Regions from separate parts of the Homo sapiens genome. Here region 1 is linked to region 2. Evidence: chromatin loops called from intact Hi-C (ENCODE). Cell type or tissue: PC-3. All regions are shown on one strand. Links, peaks and the distances in the headings refer to the core of each region. The heading gives the core; the rest is flanking DNA.

What was found. Peaks named below come from ENCODE experiments on the same cell type or tissue, not always from the same donor. Only the 100,000 strongest peaks of a DNase experiment are listed, where the experiment ranks them.
Region 1: it touches region 2 in a loop (8-fold over the local background); 48 of 110 quality-filtered maps call a loop at or near these places.

The regions. Positions count from the first base shown.
Region 1 is chr14:36,941,012-36,943,933 of GRCh38, reverse strand. All of the region lies in intron 1 of SLC25A21 (solute carrier family 25 member 21), which reads left to right. Among named protein-coding and RNA genes, the nearest start is that of MIR4503, 9.9 kb to the left of the region's middle. In PC-3, for the core only: CTCF peaks have their summits at 1,313 and 1,516 (motif pointing right); DNase peaks (open chromatin) are centred at 873 and 1,553; H3K27ac peaks cover 1,257 bases.
Region 2 is chr14:36,555,697-36,558,618 of GRCh38, reverse strand. The region is part of intron 1 of LOC105370453 (a long non-coding RNA gene); the gene reads right to left. Among named protein-coding and RNA genes, the nearest start is that of NKX2-8, 25 kb to the left of the region's middle. RefSeq lists a silencer at 1,954-2,110. In PC-3, for the core only: a CTCF peak has its summit at 1,608 (motif pointing right); no DNase peak of the experiment used is centred there.

The sequences.
Region 1 (2,922 bases), core at 245-2,744, 390 kb before region 2:
TTACTATGTATTTTTTCAATTAATTAATTAAACTTGTTACAGGGAAATATGTTACTAGGAGGTTTCTTAGCCAGCTTTTTAAACAAAGGCTTCTTGCTAACTGGAAGGCCCAGTTAGGTGGTATAAGACTCATACCCTGTTCTTATTTCCAAGCCTTGGCGAAACCTTCCTGACCTGACTTTGCAGTGCTCTCTCAGGTTTGGTACTGTGTAAGCTACAAAGAGCCAAGTGGAACTGTCACTGGGTTACCTGGCATTTCCCCAGACTTTCACAAGGACCGATTTACCAGGGGCAGTTCATCTTGGTCTTACATATAGCAGCAGGGCAGGGACTCAGAGGGACAGAAGCAGCCCTCCAATAGTGTGAATACTTAGAATAGTTCATTTGTGTGCTCTGAAATAAACCCCTACATGTCTAAGACATGATACAAAACAAGCCTAGGGCCAGGTGCGGTGACTTATGCCTGTAATCCCAGCACTTTTGGGAGGCCAAGGCGGGCAGATCACATGAGGCCAGGAGCTCAAGACCAGCCTGGCCAACATGGTGAAAGGGTGTCTTTACTAAAAATACAAAAATTAGCCGGGTGTGGTGGAGCGTGCCTGTAATTCTAGCTAGTCGGGAGGCTGAGGCAGGAGAATCACTTGAACCCGGGAGGCAGAGAGCTGCAGTGAGTTGAGATTGCACCACTGCACTTCAGCCTGGGTGACAGAGTGAGACTCAGTCTTAAACACAGGGACAGTGACTAAAATCTATCTCCCTATGTAGGAAAATATAATAGAATTCTTTCTTCAGCAAATCATAGAGTCTCACAATTGGGAAGACTATAGAGTTCACTTGGTGGACTTGACTGATGTGTGACTCTCTCTGGCATGTAGTAGTAATTCCGCCTTTGCTCAGATTTGCGTTTCTGACTCATTGCCTTCTAAGGCAGAAGCAGCTCTCTACTGGAACCATACCTTCCCCAGTCCCAAAAGATGGGGGTGGACTAGGGGAGGGGCTCAAATCTAAATTTACCCTCCTACTAAAAAGTGCCATGAAGGAAAAATAACTATACCTCTGCACATAATATTTTAGTTTGAAAACTCCAAATTTAGTGTATAAGTAGTATAAGTACTATTTGGTTACTTATGTCCCAAATACAGACTGAACTTCACAAACAGCCGGTCACTTGATTTCATCAAAATTCTTTGCTTGATGGAGAACAGACTAGTGTGACCAGCTTTGGCAGAACATATCAAGGGAAAAGAAAATTGCACAAGTCTTTTCACCACGTTATATTTTTCACCACAGCTGGTCTTTTTCCTCTCCACCACTTCTACCCCTCCAAATTTTCTTTCTGTCCTTGCATAAAATTAAAATCATAACATTTGGTTGCATAGTTAGGATTAATTACTCCAGATACTTTTCATTTATCTTCCTTTCAAATATGTGTGATAGAAAGCATAGATTAAAATAATTAAAATGTGTTCTCCCAACGTGCCTGAGAGCCAAGGTAGACAACTGTCCTACCGCCGTCCGCCACTAGGTGCCAGCACGGTTCTGCTCCCTGCTTAGTTCTTGTCCCAAGATAGTTCAGCGAAGCTTCCAGCTTCTTTAAGAACGTGTACCTTGCATGTATGGCATATTTTTGTGTATTTATATTGTTTCAGAAATTGGACTAGATTTAAGCAAAAATATTCTCAGGACACTTGGCTTTCTAATCGCGAAGAATTTCAGTTTCAAAAAGAATTGAAGGTATAATGAATTTAAGTCATTAGAAACAGCTAGGTGATTTTTTTTTTTAGTTCAAACTCTTAAGCTCGGTGTTAATTGTAAGAGAATGAATAATAGTCTAACTAATTGAAAATTAAACACGTGTAATAAAAATAAATATAAAGTGGTGATGGCATATTTCCGGAGTCATAAGAACAAAATTTTACCAGTTTTGTTATTTTAGGTTTAGCTTTTTACATTGATACAATTATTTCTCCTCTGATGATGTGCATGTAATTTGATGTATCATTGATTTTGCTTCATCTAATTACATGTTCTAAGTTTATTTAAAAAAAATTTATTTAAACATTTGAAAAAATGTTTATTTCAGAATATTTCAAATAAAGACACTATTTTCACACAACCTCTAAAATTATGTATTTAAGTATTTTATTGTATACTTTTCAGTTTCTGTATTTTTAATTTACTTCTTGAGATAAAAATTTGAATTTTTCAATAATTAGCAGTTAATATTTTGACCATTAATGAAGAATAGCATTTAAAATTATTCTGTGAACAAAAGTATAATTATATTTAATTTTATATATTCTAAACTACATAAGAAAGTATAATAAAAAATTCCATGCCATAATTAAATATGCATCACAGATTTTCTGTGCGGAAAATACTGTTAAAATGCAAATTAATGTGGTAAAAACATTTATTAAATGTTGAGACTTATCTGATTCAAGATTTATATCAAAATTATATAAATATAATTTGAATTTATTTGGTGTAGTTTTCTTGATAATGTAAATTAAAGCTACAATCAATGCTATTGCTACAATCACTCCTATATTTAAAAAAGTCAATGTGTAAGTCAAAATACTCTCTATACAATTTTGTGCAGCATAATCTTTGAAAATGATGGAAGCCACAAAATGTTGACTGCCTAAACTATATATTTGAGCTAATAAGAGCATGATTTCTAAAAATATGAGATGATTTTTTTCCACTGTTTTGTGATATATTATGGGATAAGATCATTGCTGTCCCTGATCACATGCATTGTAGGAAGGCCCTCTGTGTACTCCCGGAGTTTGGTTTGATACTAAATAGTGTCAATATTTTGAGTAAAGCTTGAGTAAATTTCAGGAACTTTCCGGACCTATGTAGATATAATATATACTGCATAATTCTTTTACTTCCATTCTGATGGTTTCTTTTAAT
Region 2 (2,922 bases), core at 110-2,609:
AAGGAGGGGACTCTACACTTTTAGATTTCTCTTGTTTGGAACCTTGTCAGCATTGCTTTGCCCATTTCAAGAAAATGTTTTCAGAAATTGTGAACATCGCTGATAACATCAGTTCCCTCATCAGAAAAGCAATCAAGCTGGTGTGCATGCACTCTGGATGGTATATGGGGGTGGTCACTGGGAATGGTAGGCCTCTTCCTTGTTATTATGTGTTACTAACCAGAATTTGGGAAATATATTTGACTATAAATTCTTGATATCAAATCTGCCAGCACCAGCCAGAGATAGGAATAATAGATATCAAGTTAAAGGCAGATTTAAGTGACTGTAGTTTAGGCAAGCACTTGCTAAAAGTTAGGGCAGGGGTCCCCAACCCCCAGGCCCCAGACCAGTACCAGTCCATGGTCTATTAGGAACTGGGCCGCACAGCAGGAGGTGAGCAGCGGGCAGGTGAGTGAGTGAAGCTTCATCGGTATTTACAGCTGATCCCCATCGCTGGCATTACCGCCTGAGCTCCACCTCCTGTCAGATAAGCAGCAGCATTTGATTCTCACAGGGGCATGAATCCTACTGTGAACTGTGCATGTGAGGGATCTAGGTTGTGTGCTCCTTATTTTTGTTGCTGATGTTGTTTAGTGTGGGCTGGGGGTGGGGCGGAGGGGAAAGGACAAGTGTTCTAGCTGGGAGCACCCTCCGGGCATGGAACACAGGTCCTACCTGGAAAGGTCTAAGATTCTCTCATCTGTCCTCCTATGGTGTATTAAGCACCACAGCTGCAGGAGATCAGAATTTTACTGTTTAATTATTTAATGCTGGTTTTCTTACAGCCTACCCTGTATCTCCAGTTTTAGTTCCTATTATTATAAGTTTTTCTGGCCTAGTCCCTGAACCTTTAGAACTTAAATTTCTCTCTGGCTCTTGGCCTGTAGTATGACACGAATTTTCGTATTTGTTTTTCTCTCTACGTGTGTTAGCAAAATTGAAGTTTTGAATAAAAGTGTTGCCAAATGATAAAATGTATGGTTGTCAAATATTTATCTATAAGTCTTTTCCTTTATTAAAATAAAAACTCAATTCGTGATTACTGTAGAAAGTTGGAAGCATAAAACAGTCCAATAACCAGTTGTTTGAAAAGCTAAGGGAAAGCCAGTTGTGTTTTGCTGGTGGCAAAATTGAAGGTGCACTGATTCTGGAATAAGAAAACACGGGTTCAAATAGAGGTTCTGCAGTTGCCTGGCTTCGCGGTCTTTAATATGTCAGTAAAATTGAGGCAAAAATTAAATGCCTTACTCTGAAAAGGCATGCATGCGGGAGGGCCCACACAAAGTAGCCACCCAGTAAAAGGTTAAGAGACTTGCACTGAATAATGAGAAAATGGGCGATTAGAGTTTTTAATATGCCTGCACATTTTCTCTCTGTTCTGACCCCACTTCATGACATACAGCAAATCTTAAAAAGAGAGAAAAGAAAAAGAAATAAAGGGAAAAAGAGTATATCGATCTGATATTGCTTTAAGGCCTTTAGAATAGTGATACTTTATATCGAAAGATTGAACCATTTTTATGAAAACTCAAAACACTTCCTTCCCTCCGAGCACTGTGCCTCCACCCCTAGAGGGCAGCATGCCCCCAAAGAAATTCACCCAGGGCCCAATTAGAATCCATCTAAATGGCCAATTACCTTCAATTGAATTATTTCTCATCGACTTTAAAAATAACCCTTGAAACTCATTAGGCACACTATCCAGAATTTAAGGGAGTGTTACCTGCACTTTCTAATGACTCCCTCAGAAGCATGTTTTATTGAGACTGTCAAATAAATAAAGTGCCCAGGAAATTAAGAAACCTGGTGACCAGGCATCGCCTTTGTGGAAGGACCTCTACTCAGGAGGAAGCCCCTGCTGGTTTCCCACATGAGGCCGCTCCTTTGAAAGTGATTTTCTGCCACAACCTCTCCTCTTCCAACTCTCCTCAGAGCTCAGAAGTGACAAGGTGAGAGCTAGAGGTCCTTGCTCTTCCTCATCCCACCCACCTGCCTCCTTCACGTCCCTTCATTCCTGGCCCGTTAGGTTAAGGGCGCTTAAGGCACTTGAGCCTGGGCTCTTACCCACTGTTCTTTTGTTTCTAGAATTAGCTTTCACTTTCCTTCACTAACACCTTCATCACTGCCTCATACATAATGGAGAAAACACAGGCCTCACCCACTTTCAGACCCCAAATCCTCCCAATGATATGATGAGGCCCACTGCACACAATGCTTCACAGGCTCTCCAGCCCAGCAGCTCTCAAGCATTTGGGGCACATAGCACTGGCATTTTACACCCAAGTCTCCATGCCGCCTCCTCAGTGTCTTTCTGTCTTCAGGAGCTCTGAGTTGCAATCCAGGCCCAGCTGCTAATCAGAGCCTCGTGGTTCTAATATGCAAAATGAAAGAGGATGCCAGCTGCCTTCACCCAAGTTCTAGAGAGGCAGATAGGGATTAACAGTCACTTTGATGCCACAGTCATCTTGGAGAAAAGATGACACAATTTCTTCTATTCATAGAGACACATCAGTGAGGTTTCTAAACTCATTCTGGTTTGATTTTTGGATTTCTAGTGATTTTTTTCTCAAAAAATATGGGGTTTGGGTGGATAAAACAGTTTTCATCTATGTATGGGATGTTGTCAAAACAGGACACTAGAGTTGTTTTTGTTTTAATGAAAAATAACACTTCCAATATTGAAAGGCAGTATCCATTAATTCAATCGAACATTATTTCATAAGCAAATATGTTTGAAAAAATTAGCAAGTAAATGCATAAATAAATTACCTACATTGAAAGCTGATACTGGCAGATATGATAACATGTTTCCTGCTAACTAGTTTACATTTCTTTTGAAGTGAATTTCTGGCTGACAGTGTTCATGTCACAGATGCTATC